Regions from separate parts of the Homo sapiens genome. Here region 1 is linked to region 2. Evidence: read pairs that join two places in POLR2A ChIA-PET (ENCODE). Cell type or tissue: Panc1. All regions are shown on one strand. Each heading gives the region's core, and the rest is flanking DNA. Links, peaks and the distances in the headings are about the cores only.

The links. Peaks named below come from ENCODE experiments on the same cell type or tissue, not always from the same donor. Only the 100,000 strongest peaks of a DNase experiment are listed, where the experiment ranks them.
Region 1: POLR2A ChIA-PET joins it to region 2 with 23 read pairs; 3 of 35 experiments call an interaction of 5 or more read pairs at or near these places.

The regions. Positions count from the first base shown.
Region 1 is chr1:93,605,233-93,616,573 of GRCh38, forward strand. All of the region lies in intron 3 of BCAR3 (BCAR3 adaptor protein, NSP family member), which reads right to left. Among named protein-coding and RNA genes, the nearest start is that of BCAR3-AS1, 19 kb to the left of the region's middle. RefSeq lists enhancers at 4,464-5,027, 8,262-8,915, 8,916-9,568, 10,222-10,874. In Panc1, for the core only: no CTCF peak of the experiment used is centred there; no DNase peak of the experiment used is centred there; H3K4me3 peaks cover 921 bases; H3K27ac peaks cover 795 bases.
Region 2 is chr1:93,460,296-93,471,636 of GRCh38, forward strand. All of the region lies in intron 1 of FNBP1L (formin binding protein 1 like), which reads left to right. Among named protein-coding and RNA genes, the nearest start is that of FNBP1L, 18 kb to the left of the region's middle. In Panc1, for the core only: no CTCF peak of the experiment used is centred there; no DNase peak of the experiment used is centred there.

The DNA.
Region 1 (11,341 bases), core at 2,987-7,986, 150 kb after region 2:
GGAAGGCCGAAGGTCAATGGGTGCACTTAATCATTATTGGACTAGAGAAATGAAGGGCTTTGATAAAAGCTAAACACCAGTCCAACCTACTGTGAAAACCCTGTCTAAACTACTTTGCTCCCTTTAACCATGTCCTCGAGCGACTTTGAATAATATCTCTCTTGCTTTCACAGGGCTGGCACTTGGGTTAAAAGAAACAATGCAAGTGAAATATTAATCGCTGAGTTCAGCAGCAAGATTACACTCAGTAATAGTAGTGCTTTCTTAACATCTTTAAAGAATGAAAAGAACAAAGACTGCCCTGGCTAAGGCAGACCCTAATAAAAGAGTTTGAAAACCGGCTGATCAGAGTTCAAAATGCTAGAAGATCCAAGCCAGAAATCCTCACCACTGGTAATTCAATCTTGTTAATTCAACATCTTAATGCAAATTATGAATGATCTGGAACACAGCTATTCATCAAACCAGATGTCCTATTTGCTCTTCAATAAGAATGTCAGCAAATCAAAATCAACTTAATTCAAATACTCTCATTTCCTAATTCACCTTGAATGAATGAGATGAATTAGGAAAAGGAGAGTACTGAATGAACAAAATGCACCGTAGTTGAAAGACACCCAAAGATGTAATTGGAAGGAAAAACAAGATATGCCAAACACATGGAGGAAAAGCCAAAGATTCAGACAGCCTTCCAGCGTGGGGTGTAGAACAAATGACTTTCAAATTCTCTCTCTCCAAAATAGTACCATGACTAACTACCATCTTAGAACTCTGCTCTGGGACAAAGCGCATCACATGTCAGTGCTAAGTACGCAGCAGGCTTGCAGTAAAACAAAATGATTCATCACAAGATGGGTTTTGGCCAGACATCAACTGCACCACTTTCAATATACAACTCACAGGTCACTTTAAAGGTATATTCCTTCTAGAGGAGCTCAAAGCACTAGATACCCACATATCTCATTTAACAAGCATTTTAAAAAATGCAAACAGCAAACATCCTACATGTCATGCAGAGAAACAGAGAACCAGAAACTGGACTTAAAGACACAAGATACTCAACCCAATACAACTCAGATCTCATGAGTTCATACAGCATTCCTGTGGGCTAAACAGTGAGCAAGAATGTTTACATCTCACAAGAAAATAGGGTGGTGGTAGGGACAGAAAGAAAGAGACAGGTGAGAGTGGTGTTTAGAAGGTAATATCATGAAGACCTACTCATTAATTACATGTGGAAAATGAATAGGAGGAAGGGGCATGGGCATTCCAGAAAGATGACTGAGCCACCAACATCCAATAAAAATGCACGAGGGCATAGTGGGTTTGTGGAAGAAGATGTAGAACTAAGGTCTGCTGGGCCTTCTGGATGGAGTCACTTACTGGGCCATGGGGTCCAGGTGCTATGGACATAGGTTGACTGGAGAGCCTATCTGGAGAACTACGGCTTGGGAGTCCTCAGTATAGAGGGGTATTCTATCCCAACTTTCACCAAACAGATGGGATACAGCATGAGAAGAGGGCTGGGGGAGGCTTTTCAGAGGCAGACTAGAAAGAGAAACCCAAGAAGACAGTAGGACTGGACAGGAAGGACACAGGAGAACAAACAGAATGCAGTGTCCTGGAGGTTGAGAAAGCTGATTTCAGGAAGAAATGGTCAACATTGTCAAGTGCTGCAGAGAGTTCCAATCATATCAGAATTGGACAGCATCCGCTGCACTTGGCAATGTGCAGGTCACTGGTGGCATAAAAGGGGCTGAGTGGCCAATGGAAAGGGAGGGAGTAAAGACTGTGTTAACTTACAAGTGAGAGTTTATGCATGTATGATATACAGAGGGACATAATAGACACTGGGGACTCCAAAAGAGGGGCGGAGGGATAGGGAGTGAGGGGCTGACAAATTACCCATTGGTACAATGTTCATTATTTGGGTGGTGAGTACATTGGAAGCTCAAATCCCACCGCTATGCAATATATCCATGTACAAACCTGTGCATGCACCCCCAGATCAATAATTTTAAAAAGACTGTTAACCAGCTTCGGGGTGGAGGAAGATGGGGACCAGGAATGAGCATGGAAACGAGGAGGGTTTTTAACATGGGAAAGACCACAGCATGTTTCTAAGCTAAGAGGAAACACGATCTCGTTATGAGAGTTAGAAGGACAAGGCCTGAAGAGAAGGTGGAGGGAGGAAAATTAGGGTGAGCTGAACTAGGACAAGCAGGACAGATGGGAGGCTTCAGGGGCCCAGGGAGGACACAGGCATGAGTTAGGGGGATGCTGCTGCTGCTCCTCAAACTCATCCCACACATAGAGTCCAACGCCCAAGCTCTCACTCACTCCGCATCCAAGCCACTTGCTGGGTCCCCACTGCCCTTAAAAAAAAAAAGGCCCAGCATGCTCTGTTCCCCAACCACCTCTATGGGCTCATCTCCTTCCACTCCTCAGCTTCAGCCTCAAGCTCCCGTATAGGAAGCTCTTTCCCTCTCCTGTGCCTTTTGTCCCTATGGCTCCTACAGTGTTATCTCCTTCAGGAAGTCCCCTGATCCAGGGCTGGGTTAAAGACCTCTCCCTGGATCTCACAATAGGCTGTGCATCCTTCCTGCCTTTGCACCCACCACAAAGCACAGCGTAAGCTGCTTGTATCTCCATCCGCCCACCAGACACAGCAGAGCTCCTTCGGGCGGAATGTTCACCTCTGTCTTCCCCCTCCTAGTAGGCCCTCAGTGCACATGCTAGGGGTAGGCTGGGGAAGGGCGATGAATCAATGGCTTCTGAGTCAGAGGCTGGATGGATAGTTCCTCAAATCTCATCTTACTGAGAATCCAGATTTTACTCATCAGTCCTTTCTACATAACTATTTTTGTAAAAGCACACACATATCTAGAGTAGACACTGGGGAGAGTTCTTCTCCACAAGAACTAAAAGACATGAAACATAGCACTTTCATGAGCTAGACAGAAAAATAGGCCATAAGATTCTCATGGCCAGAGCCAGATTTCAACAGTAGCTCCTGGCACTGTGGACACACACTGGAAATACAGCTGAGGCCAGAGATGGTGTCCAACCTCCTGAGGCTCTCCTTTCCTTCCCAACCAGGACAGGCTGAGTCTCCTCTGCTGTTCCTGGGGATACCCAAGATACCCATCAGCTAAAAGGCCCCCAAGCTATCACTGACAACATCTTTAAACCCAGCAACAGGCCTGGGTCCCCCGTGCACTGCTGACCTCTCGCGCAGGCTGTGCGGGGAGACCTTTGTGGTCGGAGCACACCAAGCCTCCAGCGTCCTCCCCAGTGTTTAGCATGGCCCATCCCTCTGCAGTCCTGGAGGTGCTGAATCCACTAACAGAATTTTCCCAAGATCCCAATCCCGTCTCTGCTTCCCACTTAGGTCTCTCCAACAAAAACAAGTTCTTGGCCAGGATCCCAGCTCCAGGGTCTGCTAGGGAACCGGGTCCTGGGACACAGGCTCTGTCAAGCATGTCTTTCCCCTGATATTGAAACCAGATCCCACCCAACCAGATGCCAATGGAATGCATTTAAGCCTCTTTCAAAAAGCTACACTGTCCTTTCTTTTTGGAGGGCTGGAGAGATAAGTGAGCAACTAGCAGCTGCCACGAGGAGGGGCTGAGTTACTTGGAAAGACATTTCCTGCAAGGCTTCTTCCACCTTGCGCAGCTCGTGCTGATGGTGCATCTGCCCCACTGACAAAGGCAACTCAGGCCATCGTCAATGCTGGGATGTGTCACCAGTCCCCAAGCTGTCACCGTAACAGACAGACCAAATGACCAGCCACAGGGAAGATGAGCAGGGCCTCTGCTGCACCACACACACGCACCGCCACAGAAAGACAGTTTCACATGAAACCAAGTTCCAGGGGCCTGGCACTCTAGGATGGGCAGATGTGACTCCTCAGGCTGTAATATGGATTCCAAGAGGCTCCAGATATTTTTTTCAGGGTAGGGGAAATGACTTTAAAGGAAAACAAAAAAGAAACAATACTACATAGCACTTCCTGGCTGCAAAGACAGTCGAATATAAGTCTAGGAAAGCACATGTCTAACATCCCTGCCTTCTGTGGCTGCTCATTGACAAGACCATGGCCACTAGACTTAAGGCCTGGTTAGCTGAGACTTACTGATTCCATCTATCCACAGGCACCACACCCCAACCTCTCTATCTGCGCTCTTTCAGAAAGGTGGCTTTTCCGCCCTTGCAAGGTAATTCCCGTCTCTTAGGTTCCTCTGACACAGGCACCCCTGACCTTCCTCAGGCGCAAACATTGACAAAGTGACAAGTTTCAGCTCCTTTGTCCCCTGTCCACAAAAATACCTAAATAAATAAGTTACTAACAGTCAGAGACACAAGGGGCCAGAAGAGGTAGGGGTTTGTTTCCAGTGCCAGCCCCAGAAATGTGACCCATTGTGCTTTTTACCAAGTTCCTCCTCTAGCTCACCAGGGACCTGGGGGCGGGCCTGCCAGCGGCCACTCCCTGTGCTCCCCTTCCAGGCTGATGCCTCCCTGCCTGCCCACACCGGGGTACTCCACGTCTCTACACTTTGTGCGTGCTCCTCTCTCCACGAAGAAGGCCAATTCTCCTCCTTCTCTGGATAACTTCGACTAATTCACCAGACTCAGCAAAGGCTCTGCCTCCCTGCAGGAGGCCATCCCTGATCCTCGCCACTCCTGCCCCATCTATGCCAGGCATGTGCCTCCAGGGAGCCACAGCACCCTCTAAAGAGAGCAACACCAAATCAGTGATAACCGATCGTTTCCTTCAACCAGAGTTAAATGTCTGCAGAATGCCCACCAGGCATGGTATTACAGCAGAGATCCCCACTGGACCAACAACTCCCACTGGGTCCCCAGCACCGACACATCCGAGGTACCACAACCGGTGACTGCTGAGCTGAACTAAGGATGCAATGGGATGAAAGCCAATGGGGAAATGTGCCTCAAATACTTATTAACCCCTGGTACAGGAGGCCTGGCTGCTGGGATTATTCCTAGATCCTCTGTGACTTCTCTGACCATGTCACACACTAACCTTCCCAGTGAACCTTCTGCTCTGAGCAGGCCTGGCCTTCTGCACTCCTGCAAATGCCAGTGGCTTTTCTATCTCTGAGCTACTGGGTCTGCTGCTCCCCCAGGCTGAAATGCCGTCCCTATGCCATTCTTTTCTTTGTCCATCCAAATCCCCAGTTATTAAAAAAAGGAGAAAAATTTAAAAGGGGTTACCTGTTCTTAAAAACAAACAAACAACAACATCAAAAACAAAAACAGTCCCACATCCTCCCTGAAGCTTTCCTAAAAACTAAGGCTCACACTGTTCTCTCCCAACTGAACTGCAAAATAAAGTATTAACATACACAATATCATCTTATTTTAGGCGTCAATTGTCTTAATATAGTACAGTAGAAAGAACGCTAGCAGCCAGGCATGGTGGCTCACACCTGTAATCCCAGCACTTTGGGAGGCCGAGGTGGGCAGATCACCTGAGGTCATGAGTTCAAGATCAGCACGGCCAACATGGTGAAACCCTGTCTCTACTAAAAATACCAAAAATTAGCCAGGTGTGGTGGTGGGTGCCTGTAATCCCAGCTACTCAGGAGGCTGAGACAGGAGAAGGCGGAGGTTGTAGTGAGCCGAGATCACGCCATTGCACTCCAGCCTGGGCAACTACGTCTCAAAAAAAAAAAAGAAAGAGCACTAGGCTTCAGCCCAGAAAATCTGCTTTCTATTCCTAGTTCCCCACGAAATGATTCTGGGCGGGCTGTTTCTCTGAGCCTTGGTGTGTCCTCTGCGGAAAGGGTAAATTATTGCCCTGCTCACCTCACAGAGCTTATTTTCAGACTCCAGTGAGACAAAGTTGTTGAAGTCTTCATAGCATAGAGAGCTTGTTTTGAGACTCCAATGAGACAAGATGTGAAAGAACTCATACATTTGAAAGTCTTTTGCAAATGTAATGAAGTGATATTATGACCTAATAATATCCTTGTGGTAAGTCTTTGAAGGCAGGAACCATGCCTCAAATCTCATTTATTGCCCCACACCTCCCACAAATCCCTCCCCACCTAACAGAGGGCTTATGCATGGACTTTACATTCAACACCCATTCTACATTCAACACGCATGGACTTTAGAACTTGAATATGTCTGTTAATGTTATGATCTGGAATATCTCCATTACAAGTTTCTTTCCACTGGGCTTAAATAAAACACTTTCGTCTTTTTTCCCCCAGAAAAAAGATCCAGTAGTCTTTTATGTAACGGCTGTCTACTGTGAACCCCTTCGGGATATTAAAGTCATGACCCTCAACATGGCTGGAACATCTTGTATTTGGCCCCAACTCTATGAGGGCCAGCACATCCCTGATCCTTCTCTCCATTTTCGGCCTCCCATTTAATTCCTTTCCAAGGTCTTTATACACAAGTCCGTATGAGGCCTCTAAATACATCCTAAATTCTGTAAGACCGCTGCAAATAAGATCTTACTCTCTAAAAACACCTGTATAATCATTCTCCTATGTAAGGAGGGACCCTCTATATTTTTAGTTTTGTTCCCATACAGCAAACACTATTAATACCATCGTACTTTCTCCAGAGATGATATGGATTAGACCAAATGGAAAGTTACCATGGCTACCGCAGTGTTATTTTTGGTATGAGAAATTCATGCCAAGAGAAGCAGTATACATGGTCAAGAATTGGAGCTTTATTTCCTCTTTGCTATCAGGCAATCAATCCCAATTTAATTTTGAAACTCTAATTGCAACGGAAACTAATTATGAGCAGCAAGATCTGGAACCCCTAATTAAAGTGGGAGTCAATAAAGCGACTCGGCATTATCAACTGGGGCACCACTGGCAGGATGGGGGATTAAGTACAAGCAGATTTCTTTCCCAAGTAACTAGCTAAGCAAAACAAAACAGGGAGACTCATCTTGAGGGTGCAGTTGGTAAACCCTAAGTTGGGACCGAGGGCTACAGTTTCCAGTGAGTGAGCAGCTCAGGCCTTCTCTCTGTGCTATGAAGACTTCGACAAACTGGGAATAGAGTAGAAGTCCAGGCGGAAAGAAGGGTGTTTCTACCACAGTCAACCACCAAGAGTGGCCACGGTGGAGAGATAGAGAGTGCACAAGCTGAAGGACAGCTGGACCCGACTACCCCATATATTAAGTGGCCTTTTCTATATATTATGTAGCCTTGGGGCCGTAACTGCAGACCAACAGGTACCCAAACAGAAACTCATCCCTCAGACCCAGATATTTATAGGCTGACTCCCTCATACACCCAATGCTGAGTTGCACTTCACTGAATTAGCAGAAGTTGGCTTGTGGAAGGACTTCTATTAGAGTGAAACCCACTGCCAATCCCCGAAGTGCACCATACCCTTTGGGACCTCCTAGTCTATCTTGGAAGCTTTAAAATACTGTTAATGGCATGACTTCATCTGCCCCACACTTGAACGATCCATATTTAGGCCAGAAACCACATGGATCTCGCATCACTTCACTGGGCTCCAGGACAGAAAGGGGCTCAAGTCAGGAAGGGAATGCTTCTAACCAATGATTAATTACTCATCCTCTGTCAAATTTCTTGACAAAGGGACAAAAATGAACACTCCTACCAGGGAGCAAAATCAATGGAAACTCACCCTTTTCCCACTCTGTATATTTTTAAACAAAAAGGTTTTCTCCCACTAACAGGTAGTTTTCCTGATTTTTTTAAAAGCGTATTGAGAAGAAAGAAGCAGAACATCATAACCCTGCTGCAGCCTTTTCAAAGGTAATGAATGAGCCAGTCCCACAGGAGAGGGAGCTCTGCTTCAGGGTGGGAAGGATTCCTTGAGAGCTTTCAGAGTCCAATTTCCCAGGAATAAACGAGGTCCGCAGTCAGGCTGGGGCCGACAGGCTTTTTCCAAGGCAGACAAACCCCAAGATCCACGAAAGCCTATATTAATCTTAATTCCTAGTGCGTCACAGGCAGGCAAATAGAACACAGGCCTCATCTTGAATTAGCCAAAGGAGGTTCTCTGAATATTTTCATCAAAATAGTGTATTGACATATTATACAAAGCTCTTGGCACCGGTGTCTTATAACAAATGTTAAAATGTGAGCAGTAAAGACAACAACAGTTCTGAACCCTGAGATGTTTTGAAACCTGGCTGCAATTTGAAAGGAAATATTGTGTGGCTTCTGTACATTATGTACATTATTGATAAGTAATGGACCAGCAGGATAAACAGAGAAAAGGGCTCAGCTACCTTGTGTTCGTTAGAAATGAAGGAAGAGAGACAAAGAGAGAAAGAAGAAAAATAGCTCTGTCCTATTGAGCTACTTTAGTATAAAATTTCAGCCTACAGAGAACTGAAAGTGTCCTGAAAAACAGCTTCAGCCCAAAACAGACAAGGAGCCCTGTTCTGTGCCACTGGGTTCTGCTTCCAGGGGAGGTACACCACTAGGGGCTCTTGAAGACCCATCAGTCAAAGAAAGCACCTCTGTTTTCACAATCAGCAAGCTGCAAACTTTTATCTATTGCCCTTTAGGAAACTCATGCTTTCAGGGTCCCCCAAAAGATTGACAGATGTACTTTATTTCCAAACCAAACCTACCTTGACTCCAATGAAAGACTTGCGGTGATAGAAGCAGCACAGAGCTGCTGAGAGGGCGTGGAAAGCACTGCATTCCTTAGGCATCTTTCGGTCTTCAGTCCCGGGGACCACACACTTTCTTTAGGGTTAAAAGAAAGGGGGCTTCGGACGTTAAAGCCCTAGCCCACCACAGCAGCTGTGCTGTTTCTGCCCAGAAGTCAGGGAAGTCGGCAGCCGGGGGAGTGAGTCGGCTCCTTCTCCCAGGCTAGTCTGGGACTTTTCCCCTCTGCTGAAGCCAATACGATCCACTCGCTCAATTCTCGCAGGCTGGTGTCCAGCCTGCCATGCACACAGTGCCAGAAATTCTCATGTGACCAGACTTGCTTTCTGATGAAATTCTAACCCCTCTTAGAAGAGGCCTTGGGCTTTAGCTGTCCCCTCAATTTAGAGACCAGGCAGAAATCATTAGCAGCCCCTCTCCCCCGACCCAGAATTTCCTTCTGGGGCTGAACTGTACCATGCGACCTGCTCCTAGTGGTTCTGTCTGCTTGTCACTCCAGCACCCAGAGGTTTAAGGAAGCAGGGTAAGTTGTACATTCACACCACCTTGTTATGAACAGAGGCTCCTTTGAGGAAAGGAGGTGGCCTAAAAGTGACTTTCCCTAGGAGAAATACTAGATGTACTAAGTAACCCAGGCAGGATCCCTGTCCTCACTCTCCCAAGCCCACCTCCAGAGCTGTTTATTTTTAATTAAGATGCTCCTGGCAGCCAGTTTGCAGCTGATAACGTTGGCACAGCCATCACTACTGGCAAAGCAATATTGCCTTTTGGTGTTTAATTAGCAAGTCTGTCAGCAAACACCCTGAGCGCCCTATGCCCTCCCACCTGGCTGTGCAACCTGTTGGGAGGATGGGGACTGTGTACCCACTTCTGACTCAACTGTTTGTCCTATACCTTCCTTTAAATCCTTCACTTTAATTACTCATCGCCACTCTGATTACCCACTTTGCGTAACCTAGATCCTGCACACAAACCTCGCATCCAACGCAGCCAAGCAAGGCCCTCCTGGATTCCCTGCGACCTGAGGCCTCTACCCCTACCAAGAGCCACATAACACCTTTAGGGAAAACTAACTGCTTTTCCCTTCATTCCAGTTATAGCGGATGCTCAACGAGTTCTTTTTTTTTTTTTTTTTTTTTAATCAAATCCAGATTTCTGCCTGTAGCTCTTCCTCTCCTATCCTACCGCTCCAAATATTAACTTTTTGTGGCTTCGGCCTCAAATATGGAATGTGTCCTGAAGCTTTCTAAAACTTCACACAGGCAGAAACTTGTAATGAGGAAGAAACAAGATCTATTCAGTCCAGAAAGGAACAATACCAGATGAGGCATGAGGGAGGTATGAGAAATATCCAACGGGATTAGCGTCAAATCCTCGGGAGACCTTGGCCTTTGGACTAGGTCAAGTCTGCCCACAAAAATAGGAAATTGCTCTGGGCCCAGTGAGCAGGTATGGAGAGCCACAGTCTCACACCCACGCAAGGGCAAGGGCCCGGCCTCATCAACGTGTCAACATGGGGATGGAGCTGCTAAGTGAGGCGCTATTGCCACAGCGAGTGTGGGCGATGACTTCCTTTCTGCTTTCCTCCCTCACTCATTCTCCTCTCTGACTCTGGAGGTCTGGTCTGCAGTCTTGACGGCTCCCAGGCCACAGAAAGTCCACCAGAGAACCTAGAAGGAAGCACCAAGGTGGCAGAACTCAGAAGGGTTTTCTGAGCTGGAAGAGCCCTTGAAGACTGTCTGGTCAGTGGGTCCCCACTGTCCTCGAAGGTCCAGTACCGCACCTGTGAGGAAGCGTTTTCTGGCTTGCCCTCATTTCCGTTAGATGGAGTTCAAAGGGTAAGTCCGTGTGAGCAGCCAGGCCCAGGCCCCAGCAGTTCTGTGAGCATGACTCATCAATCAGGCCATTAGCCACCACAGAATGGGCCATTTTCACCTGGTATTCTCCTTGGAGAGCAAATAACGATTCCTTCAAGCTAAAAACCTCCCCAAGAGGCTAGACAGGCACCATCCCAGGCCTGAGAAAAGGGAGGGGGGCAGTGACTGAAATCCTGCACAGAAATTCGTGAGATTAGTCAGCCAAGAGACTCCGAAGCCCAGACACCCTTCCCCCAGAAATCGTGAATGAAATGCATTCCTGAAAGTAATATGCAAATAACTCAGACATGTAAATCACATAGAATTACGAATAAAGTGCTCCACAGCCAGGGTAAAAACAAAACCAAAGACACTTAGGTCACTGTGGTATCACAGCTCTTGTTACCTGAGGTTTTCTCTGTTTATTCTAAGAATATCTCCAAAATACCCAAAGAATTTGTTCCACCGGGATTAAATAATGACTAATCTTATTAGGTAACTGTTTCCTAAGCATCTTTTATTTTTATTTCACACCAAAAATAATTTCTGAAGCAGCACTCAAAGGTTTTAATCAATTTTCTCCTGAAACGGTCAAGGAGAGAGACTAAAATAACGTGTTGTTTTTGTAACTAAAGATGATAATTGCATACATTCTCAAAGTGCCCTTCACTGACTTGTTAAGCTTTTAAACGCTGCCTATTTACGCTGATCAATTCCTCCCATTCTCCCCACAATGATTATTCTAGTTACAAAGAAATAGAGGACCAGACCTGTGTACCACTCAGCAGAGAACAAAGGGCTAGGGACTCCAACCTCAGACTGCAGAATCTG
Region 2 (11,341 bases), core at 2,311-7,310:
CAAGGCGCTGTCTTGGAAGCAGAGAGCAGCCTTCACCAGATACCAGTTTTCCTGGCACCTTGATTTTGGACTTCCCAACCTCCAGAACAATGACAAATAAATTTCTGTTCTTTATAAATTACCCAGTCTCAGATACTTTCTTTTAGCAGCACAAATGGGACTGAAACAGGAGGCAACGTAAATGTCCATCAGTGAATGAATGGATAAAGAAAATATCTGTTTTCACAGTGGAATACTACTCAGTTCTTAAAAAGAAGGAAATCCCAGGCACATGTTTTCAGGATCTCCTGTGGGATGTGTCACAGAAAAAAAAGGAAATCCGGTCATTTACGATAACATGGATGAACCTGGAGGATTTCATGTTAAGTGAAATAAGCCAGGTACAGAAAGACAAATATCACATAATCTCACTTACATGTGGAGTGTAGAAAAGTTGAACTCATAGGAACAGAGCAAAATGGTCGTAACCAGAGGCTGGGTGTGGGGAGAAGTGGGGAGATGTTTGTCAAAAGACTTAAACTTTCAGTTATGCAGGAAGAATAAGTTAAAGAGATCTATTGTACATCATGCTGACTACAGTTAATAATGTATACTTGAAAGTTGCTGTAAGAATAGTTTTATATCATAAATATATATAATTTTTACTTGTCAATTAAAAATAAAAATAGGTTTTTTATGTTTAGTTTTCTTATCTTTGCATAATATCTGTAACCTCCAAGTTTGCATTTTTTTCTTTGTCGGTTTTGGTTTCTGTCTTTCATGTTAGAGGCTTTCCTCAAGTATTTTATGATTCCAGGACTCTGGAAAGATGTCTGTTAAAATTAGGGCATACTGAGCTCTGATATGCTCTGCCTGTAAATTTAGAGTTTGGATTGTTTGAAGTTTTTGATCCTTTTAAAGGAATTTTGCTTGTTTACGCTGGAGTGTTCAGATCCCTTTTTTCTTTTCCAATCCTTTTGTGAAGGCCCAGGAGGTATGCAGGGTCTTCCCAGGGTAGAAGCAAGTTGAAGTGTTGATGTCACATATACCATTGCTGTTTATGGTGTTGGGAGCACAGTTTGAATTTTTTCTTAATCAGGTGCTTAAACAAATAGCTTGTCTTATGTAACAAGAAATTTGGAGGTAGGCCGTCACTGGCGTGGGTTCACGAGATCAACACTCTCAGAGTCAGCATATGTGCAATTGTTTTGGACTTTCCTTTGTAGTTATAAGGTGATAGTTGCAGTTCTAACCATCGTGTTTGTATTTAAGGCGCAAAAAAAAAAGCAGGGAACAACATCAACAATGTTTGCCTCTTTATCACAAATGCAAAAGCTTTTCTAGAAACCCTACAAAAAACATCTCCCTTATTCTCACTCTCCAGAGCTGGGTGCATTGTACCTGAACAAAATTAGGATTCTGTTAGGAAGAAGAGGAATAGGTATAAGGTATGCCAAAGCAAAGAATATAAGATCTCTGTCTCCAAGGAATTAATGATGGCTTTGTAGAGGGAAAACAAATATGTGGATATTTGAATTATTACATGGGAGTTAAGAAAAGGATAATAATACAAGTAACTGATCTGACATTTTAAGAAGAGATGACATCTTAAGGGATCTCACAAAGCCCACCATCATTTTAAGAGGCCTGTTAGTGAAGGACTCGTGTGTCTTAGCTGGACTCTATGGACCACTTCTTACTTGTCACACATCATGCCATGCTGACATCACCTGCCAGAATGGAAGGGTGTTTTGAGCAAGTATCCAGAATTGATGGGCAGTGCATGGTGGAGTTGACCTGACTCAAGACAGATGAGAAGATACTTTAGGGACTGAGGAAAGAGTCATGAAACAAAAGGCCAGAAATTTATTTTGTGAGTAGAAGATTTCCCTGGATGTTGGAAACAAAGATCTATATTTAACCCAAATCTCTTAGTCACCTAAATATAATACCAAGCTATAAATTTGTCTACAGAGAATAAGAGGCCATCAGCCTGGAGTTACTTTTTTTTTAAATTGATAGACTTTATTTTTTAGAACACTTTTAGATTTACTTAGAAATTAAGCAGATATTTATTATTCCTTCTGCCCCAGTTTCTCCTATTATTAACATCCTACATTAGTATGGTACATTTGTTATAACTAATGAACCAATATTGATACATTATTATTAACTAAAGGCCACAGTTTATTAAGGTTTCCTTAGTTTTTACCTAATACCCCTTTTTTTGTTCCATATTACATTTAGTTGTATGTCTCCTTAGACACTTGGCAGTAACATTTTCTCAGACTTCCCTTGTTTTTGATAACCTTGAAAATTTTGAGGAGTACTGGTCAAGCATATTGTAGGATACCCCTCTATTGGAAAATGTCCGATGTTTTTTCATGATTAGACTGGAGTTAATGGGTTTTGGGGAGGAAGACCATATGCCATTTGCATTACATTATTTCAAGGGTGTCTGTTATCCACAGGATTTTATCACTTTTGGCATTGATCTTGGTCACCTGGCTAAAGTAGTGTTTATCAGATTTTTCCACTGTATTTTTTTTTCCTCCTTTTTCTATACTGTACTCTGGAAGGAAGTCACTATGTATAGCGAAAACTGAAGGAGAGGGGAGTTATGCTCCCCTCCTTTATGATAAAGTATCTACATAATTTATTTAGAGTTCTTTTGCATAGGAGATTTGTCTTTTCTCCTCCATCTATTTATTCATCAATCATTTATTTATATCAGTATGAACTGATGGATATTTGCTTTGTACTTTGAGTTATAATCCAAGACTACTTCATTAGTTTTTTTGCTCAGATTATTTCAGCTTTTGACTGTTTGAGCTCTTTCGGTTGGCTTTTGTGTCCTTTTAACACACTGCCATCAATAAGGATTTTCTTTTAAAGCGCTTCCTTACTTTCTGGGACTGTAAGATATGTGATCCAGGCTCATTTTGTGCATTTCCTGCCCCAAACCTAGAATAAGCCATTTCTTCAAAGAGCCCTGGTTCATTTTGTTGTAGAATAGTGTTAGAAACAGATCTGGGTGCTGGGTATGCTCATTGCTACTGCTGTATCATTTCTTTTAGGACCTCTTAGCTTAACAAAAAATACATGTTTGTATATTAACCTGTGTATAAGATGCTCCTTAGGATGGGGTTGTGTTCCAATTAACCAGTTGTAAAGTTGAAAAACCATAAGTTGGGGACCGTCTGTGTACATATTTATAAATATTTCCTTATGTAACCATCTGTATTAAATCTGAGTTCTCACTGATGCCTCCAAATCTAATCCATTACCACATCTATCTTTCTAGCCTCCTTCCTTGCTTATCTGTAAATTCCTACTCCAGTGATTTTCTCTGCCTGCCATCCATTTGCTTAATCGTTTATTTCCAGTATATATGTATTGCAGTACCAGAGTTGTTAACCCATATCCCTGTGGGAAACAACTCTGTCAACTGGAGTACAGTGATTATGTGCAGTTCCTTTGCATTTGGTTTTAGGCTCTTCGTTTCCAGAGTTACTTACATCACCTTTTCTCATGCCCTTCAGTGAGTTTGTTTCATACATTTGTAAAACAGATTCTCCTATCACATTTTACATTCTTTCCTGAGATTCTGTGACCTAAATGATTTTTTAAACTTGCATACATTAACTTTCATTCTTCGTGCTGTGAAGTTCTGTAGGTTTTGACAAGTGCATAATGCCATGAATCCAAGATTCCAAGATCATGTAGAATAGTTTCACTACCCTAAAAATCCCCTGTGGCCTACTTCATACCCATAAGGGTGGCTACCATGAGAACAACAGAAAATAAATGGTGTTGGCAAGGATGTGAAGAAATTGAAACCCTTGTGCACTTTTGGTAGGAATGTAAAATGCTACTGTGCTGTGGAAAGCAGTGTGGTGGTTTCTCCAAAACTTAAACATATGATTCAGCAATTTCACTTCTGAGCATATACCCAAAGAATTGAAAGTAGGGTTTTGAACAAAGATTTACTGAGTAGCTACAGTACATACGGATCTTCTCCTTGTAATTGTAAAGATATGTACAATTTTCTCTAATTTATGCTTATTCAATATAGGAACCTTAAATCTGGTATACTATTTACTAAACACAATATTTGTATTCTGAAAATTGCCTCTATGTTTCTATCATATGTCTCTGGAATCCCAGTTACATGTTTGTTGGATCTTCTTGCTCTATCCTCCACATGAATAAAACATTCATTATTTATATTTCTCTACTGTGTTCTGTTTTCTTTTTACAGATTTTTTCAATAAATTTTATGATAAATTATGTTAATTGGTTGTTTGACATGTTTCCAATTTCAATCATAATATGTTGTTTTCTTTTCTACAAGTACTATTTTGTTCTTTTCCAAACAGTCAATTTCTTGTTCTTTAATCATACTTTCAATAGCAGTCTTTAAACATATTAAACATAATTATTAAATTATTACCTAATAACTTAAATACCTAGTTTGATGTTATTGCTGTCATTCAAGATGTGAGCTATTTACTTGTGGGTTTAGTGATTCTTAATCAGAAGTTCATGTTACTTTAAATTTATCTGCAGGAACCATTGAGGCTTGAGTATAACATGTGTTCCTCCAGAAATGATTTCTATTACTTCTGTCAGGTACCTTGGGGATGATACCAACCCAGAATCCATATAAGCAATAATTTTGACTTGGGGGTTTCTCAGGGCCACAATAGTCATAAGATTTAGGCTACATAGCTACATAAGTAGAAGTTTGAGGCTAAAAATCATCAGGGGAAACTTTTTCTGTTCCTCTCAAACTAAGGCTGAGAGAATTATGCATATCATGGTTTCATTTTGTGGGGTCAGGTTTTTCTGTTTTGCTCTGAGAGAATGTTACCCTTTGGGAGGCCCTGTTTCAGTGTCATGAGGGTTGTCTCTTTTTTGGGGGGGGGGGTTCTTTTTTATTATTATACTTTAAGTTCTAGGGTACATGTGCACAACATGCAGGTTTGATACATAGGTATGCATGTGCCATGTTGGTTTGCTGCACCTATCAACCCATCATATACATTATGTATTTCTCCTAATGCTATCCCTCCCCCAGCCTCCCACCCCCCAACAGGCCGCGGTGTGTGATGTTCACCGCCTTGTGTCCAAGTGATCTCATTGTTCAATTCCCACCTATGAGTGAGAACATGTGGTGTTTGGTTTTCTGTCCTTGTGATAGTTTGCTCAGAGTGATGGTTTCCAGCTTCATCCATGTCCCTGCAAAGGACATGAACTCATCCTTTTTGATGGCTGCATAGTATTCCATGGTATATATGTGCCACATTTTCTTTATCCAGTCTATCATGGATGGACATTTGGGTTGGTTCCAAGTCTTTGCTATTGTGAATAGTGCCACAGTAAACATATGTGTACATATGTCTTTATAGTAGCATGATTTGTAATCCTTTGGGTATATACCCAGTAATGGGATGGCTGGGTCAAATGGTAATTCTAGTTCTAGATCCTTGAGGAATCGCCACACTGTCTTCCACAATAGTTGAACTAATTTACAGTCCCACCAACAGTGTAAAAGTGTTCCTATTTCTCCACATCCTCTCCAGCACCTGTTGTTTCCTGACTTTTTAATGATTGCCGTTCCAAATGGCGTGAGATAGTATCTCATTGTGGTTTTGATTTGCATTTCTCTGATGACCAGTGATGATGAGCATTTTTTCATGTGTCTGTTGGCTGCATAAATGTCTTCTTTTGAGAAGTATGTGTTCATATCCTTTGCCCACTTTTTGATGGAGTTGTTTGTTTTTTTTTCTTGTAAATTTGTTTCTTTGTAGCTTCTGGATATTAGCCCTTAGTCAGATGAGTAGATTGCAAAAATTTTCTCCCGTTCTGTAGGTTGCCTGTTCACTCTGATTGTAGTTTCTTTTGCCATGCAGAAGCTCTTTAGTTTAATTAGATCCCCTTTGTCTATTTTGGCTTTTGTTGCCATTGCTTTTGGTGTTTTAGTCATGAAGTCTTTGCCCGTGCCTATGTCCTGAAAGGTATTGCCTAGGTTTTCTTCAAGAGTTTTTATGGTTTTAGATCTAACATTTAAGTCTTTAATCCATCTCGGATTAATTTTTGTATAAGGTGTAAGGAAGGGATCCAGTTTCAGCTTTCTACATGTGGCTAGCCAGTTTTCCCAGCACCGTTTATTGAATAGGGAATCCTTTCCCCATTTCTTGTTTTTGTCAGGTTTGTCAAAGATCAGATGGTTGCAGATGTGTGGTGTTATTTCTGAGGCCTCTGTTCTGTTCCATTGGTCTATATTTCTGTTTTGGTACCAGTACCATGCTGTTTTGGTTACTGTAGCCTTGTAGTATAATTTGAGGTCAGGTAGCGTCATGCCTCCAGCTTTGTTCTTTTTGCTTAGGATTGTCTTGGCTGTGTGGGCTCTTTTTTTGGTTCCATATGAACTTTGAAGTAGTTTTTCCAATTCTGTGAAGAAAGTCATTGGTAGCTTGATGGGGATGGCATTGAATCTATAAATTACTTTGGGCAGTATGGCCATTTTCCTGATACTGATTCTTCCTATCCATGAGCATGGAATATTCTTCCATTTGTTTGTGTCCTCCATCTCCTTGAGATGGAGTCTAGCTCTGTCGCCCAGACTGCAATGCAGTGGTGCAATCTTGCTCACTGTAACCTCCGCCTCCCAGATTCAAGCTATTCTCCTGCCTCAGCCTCCAGAGTAGCTGGAAGTACAGGTGTGCGCCACCATACCTGGCTAATTTTTGTATCTTTAGTAGAGATGGGGTTTCACCATATTGGCCAGGCTAGTCTTGAACTCCTGACCTCAAGTTATCCACCCGCCTTGGCCTCCCAAAGTGCTGGAATTACAAGCATGAGCTACCGCGCCTAGCCAAAAGTAGGGTCTTAAAGAGATATTTGTCCACCCGTGTGTATAGCAGCATTATTGACAATAGCTAAAAAATGGAAGCAACCCACTTGTTCATCAGCAGATAAATGAATAAACAAAATTTGTTATACACATACAGTGAATATTATTCAGCCTTGAACGAAATTCTGACACATTCTATAAAACATGGATGACTCTTGAGGACATCATGTTAAGTGAAACAAACAGGTCAGAGAAGGACGAATATTGTACAACTCCGTTTACATGAGGTACCTATAGTAGTCAAAATTGGAAAGAAGGAAGTAGAATGATGGTTGCCAGGGAATAGGGGTTGGCAGGAATGGGGTTATCATTTAATGGGTATAGAGTTTCAGTTTTGCAAGATAAAAAGAATTCTGGAGATGGTTGGTGGTGATGGTTGTACAACAGTATGAATGTATCCCAGGACCACTGAACTGTACACTTAAAAATGGTAGAGCCAAGCATGGTGGCATATGCATGTTGTCCCAGCTACTTAGGAGGCTGAGGTGGGAGGACCATTTGAGGCCCGGAGTTTGAGGCTGTAGTGTGCCATAATTGTGCCTGTTAATAGCCACCGTACTTCAGCCTGGGCAACATAACAAGACCCCAGCTCTTAAAAAAGGTAGGCTTGGCGGTGTGCGCAATAGTCCCAGCTACTCTTGAGGGTGAGGTGAGAGGATCACTTGAGTTCAGGAATTTGAGTTCAGCCTGGGCAACAGAGTGAGACCTTGTCTCTTTCTAAACAAAAGTTAAGATTGTAAATTTTACATTATGTGTATTTTACCACAATAAAAAATTGCTTCTCTCCTCCCCACAATTCCTTTGTGCTTGCCCTAGTCATCCCCTCTTCCCGTGTAACCACTGATCTTTTTACTGTGACTTTTCATTACCTCAGAAGGAAAGCTGTTGCCCATTAAGAGTCACTCCCTTCTTCTCCCTCTCCTCCAACCCCAGCCCTAGGAAACCACTAATCTTCCTGTCTCAACAGATTTACCTATTCTGGACATTTCATATAAATGGAATTATAGCATATGTGGTCATTGGTGACTGGCATGTTTCAGTTAGTTTAAATGTTTTCAAGGCTCATGCATACTGTAACATGCATTACTTTGTTCTTTTTTTTTTAACTGAATAATATTCCCTTGTATGCATATACCACATTTTATTCATCCATTCATCTGTTGATTGACTTTTAGGTGTTTTCTATTTTTGGCATGAATAATGCTGCTGTGTGCTGTGAACATTAACGGACAAATTTTTCTTTCTGTGTTTCTTGGAGACAGGGTCTCGCTCTGTCATCCAGGCTGGAGTGCAGTGGCACAGTCTTGGCTCACTGCAGCCTCGACTTCCTGGGTTCAAGCGATCCTCCCACCTCAGCACCCCATGTAGCTGGGACCACAGGCACGTGCCATGACGCCTGGCTAATTTTTATATTTTTGGTAGAGATGGGGTTTTGCCATGTTGCCCAGGCTGGTCTTAAACTCCTGGGCTCAAGCAGTCTGCCTGCCTCGGCCTCTCAAAGTGCTAGGATTACAGGTGTAAGCCACTACACCTGGCCCGATGGACAAGTTTTTGTGTGTATATATTTTTCTTTCTCTTGGGTATATACTTAACAGTAGAATTGTTGAGTCATATGGTAACTCTATTTTTAACCATTTTAGGAACTCCCAGACTATTTTGCATTTTATATTACCACCAGGAATGTGTGAGAGTCCTGATTTCTGTATATCCTTGCCAACGGTTGATATCATCTGAATTTTTGGTTATAGCCATCATAATTAGATATAAAGTAGTATCTTATTGTGGTTTTGATTTACATTTACTTGATGACAAATAATATTGAGCATCTTTTCTTGTGCTTATTGTTCATTTGTATATCTTTCCTAAAGAAATACCTGCTTACCTCAGTTAACTTTTTTTTTTATATTTATACTTTAAGTTCTAGGGTACATGTGCACAACATGCAGGTTTGTTACATAGGTATACATGTGCCATGTTGGTTTGCTGCACCCATCAACTTGTCATTTACATTAGATATTTCTCCTAACATTATTCCTCCCCTAACCCCCCACCCCCCAACAGGCCCCAGTGTGTGATGTTCCCCTCCCTGTGTCCATGTGTTCTCATTGTTCAACTCCTACTTATGAGTGAGAGCATGCAGTGTTTGGTTTTCTGTCCTTGCGATAGTTTGCTGAGAATGATGGTTTCCAGCTTCATCCATGTCTCTGCAAAGGACATGAACTCATCCTTTTTCATGGCTGCATAGTATATTCCATGGTGTATATGTGCCACATTATCTTTATCCAGTCTATTATTGATGGACATTTGGGTTGGTTTGAAGTCTTTGTTATTGTGAATAGTGCCGCAATAAACATACGTGTGCATGTGTCTTTATAGTAGCATGATTTATAATCCTTTGTTACCTTAGTTAACTTTTAAGTATGAATGTTCACCATAAATTTCTGTGGTAGTATGTACTAGTAAACTATAAATAAAAACTAATATTGATGGCAGTGGTACTGTTTAAGAAAAGGAAAAATTGCCAGGCAGGAACTCAGGAGGCTGAGGCGGGAGGATCACTTGAGGCCAGGAGTTTGAGATCAGCCTGGGCAATATAGCAAGATCTTGTCTCTAAGAAAATAAAAATAAAAAAATTAGCCTGACATGGTGGTGCACACTTGTCGTTCCAGCTACTTGGGATCACTTGAGCCTGGGAATTCAAGGTTACAGTGAGCTATGATCATGTCACTGCACCACTGCAGTCTGGGCAACAGAGTGAGACTCTGACTCTTAAAAGAAAAAAAGAAAAGGAAAAATGTAATTGTGGTGTTAAAGTACCATATTTGTCCTTGATATTCCTCCCTGAACTTGCCAGCCACTCTTTTATACTGAGATGTTTGGTTTTGGCATTAATTTAAGAAACTTAAAATCTAAGTGTGAATGTTAGCTATGCTCTCTTTTCTTTCTTTATTTTTTTTTGAGATGGGTCTAGCTCTGTTGCCCAGGCTGGAGTATAGTGATGCTGTCATAGCACAGTAACCTCAAACTCCTGGGCTCAAGTGAGCATCCTATCTTAGCCTCCAGAGTAGCTGGGACTACAGGTGTGTGCCACCAAGCCCAGCTAATTTTTTTGTGTGTGGATACAGGGTCTCTTTATGTTGCCCAAGCTGGTCTTAAACTCCTGGGCTCAAGCAGTCATTCTGCCTTGGCCTCCTAAAGTGCTGGGATTACAGGCATGAGCCATCACACTCAGCCTTGTCTGTTACTTTTTAAAAGAAACTTTTCCACTAATTGGCTCTCCAGTTGGCTTGCTTCTCTTGTCTCTGACTATGGATGGGAGTCTTTGTTGTTGTATAAGTAGAAAGCTTTCTTATGTTGTTAGATGTCAATAGTTTCAGATATGAAAGTCCAGGAAATGGGCCAGGCACGGTGGCTCAGACCTGTAATCCTAGCACTTTGGGAGGCCGAGGCGGGCGAATCACCTGAGGTCAGGAGTTCAAGATTAGCCTGGCCAACATGGTGAAACCCCATCTCTACTAAACATATAAAAATTGGCCAGGCGTCATGGTGCATGCCTGTAATCCCAGCTATTCGGGAGGCTGAGGCAGGAGAATGGCGTGAACCCGGGAGGCAGAGCTTGCAGTGAGCAGAGATCGTGCCACTGCACTGCAGCCTGGGTGACAGAGCGAGACTCCATCTCAAAAAAAAAAAAAAAAAGTCCAGGAAATGTGGGGTCTTAGGTAATGAAAATCTTCTGCATAATTCAAACAGGACTTTAGAATTCGATTAGTTTCTATAACTAAGATATTTTGGCTGTTCTTTGGTAATATCTAAGAAGAATAATTGCAATATTATTCTTTTTTAGTGATGCAAAATTACAAATACTGCAGTGGTACTTATTTACTCATTTATATTGTAGCTACAAGTTGAGTGTTCCTTATCCAAAATGCTTAGGACCAGAAGATTTTAATATTTTGGATTATTTTTGGATTTTTTGGAATACTTTCATTTTATTTACTGGTTGAGCATTCCTAATCAGAAATGTTCATTGGAGCATTTCCTTTGAGCATCATGCTGTCACTCAAAAACTTTTGGATTTTGGAATGTTTCAGATTTTGGAGCATTTCAGATTAGGGATGCTCAATCTGTGGAACGTTAGTTTATGTTAAAGCTACATTTTTGTTTTTATTTTGCTTAGTGTTTTGACTTAATCATCTATGTTAAGAACCTAATTCTTATCCAGGCACTGTAGCGCATGCCTGAAATTCCAGCACTTTGGGAGGCCAAGGTGGGCAGATGGCTTGAGCCCAGGAGTTCAAGACTAGCCTAGGCAACATTGCAAGACCCTGTTTCCACAAAAAATACAAAAATTAGCTGGGCGTGGTGGTGTGTGCCTGTAGTCCCCGCTACTCGGGAGCCTAAGGTGAGAGGATTGCTTGAGCCGGGGAGGTGGAGCCTGCAGTG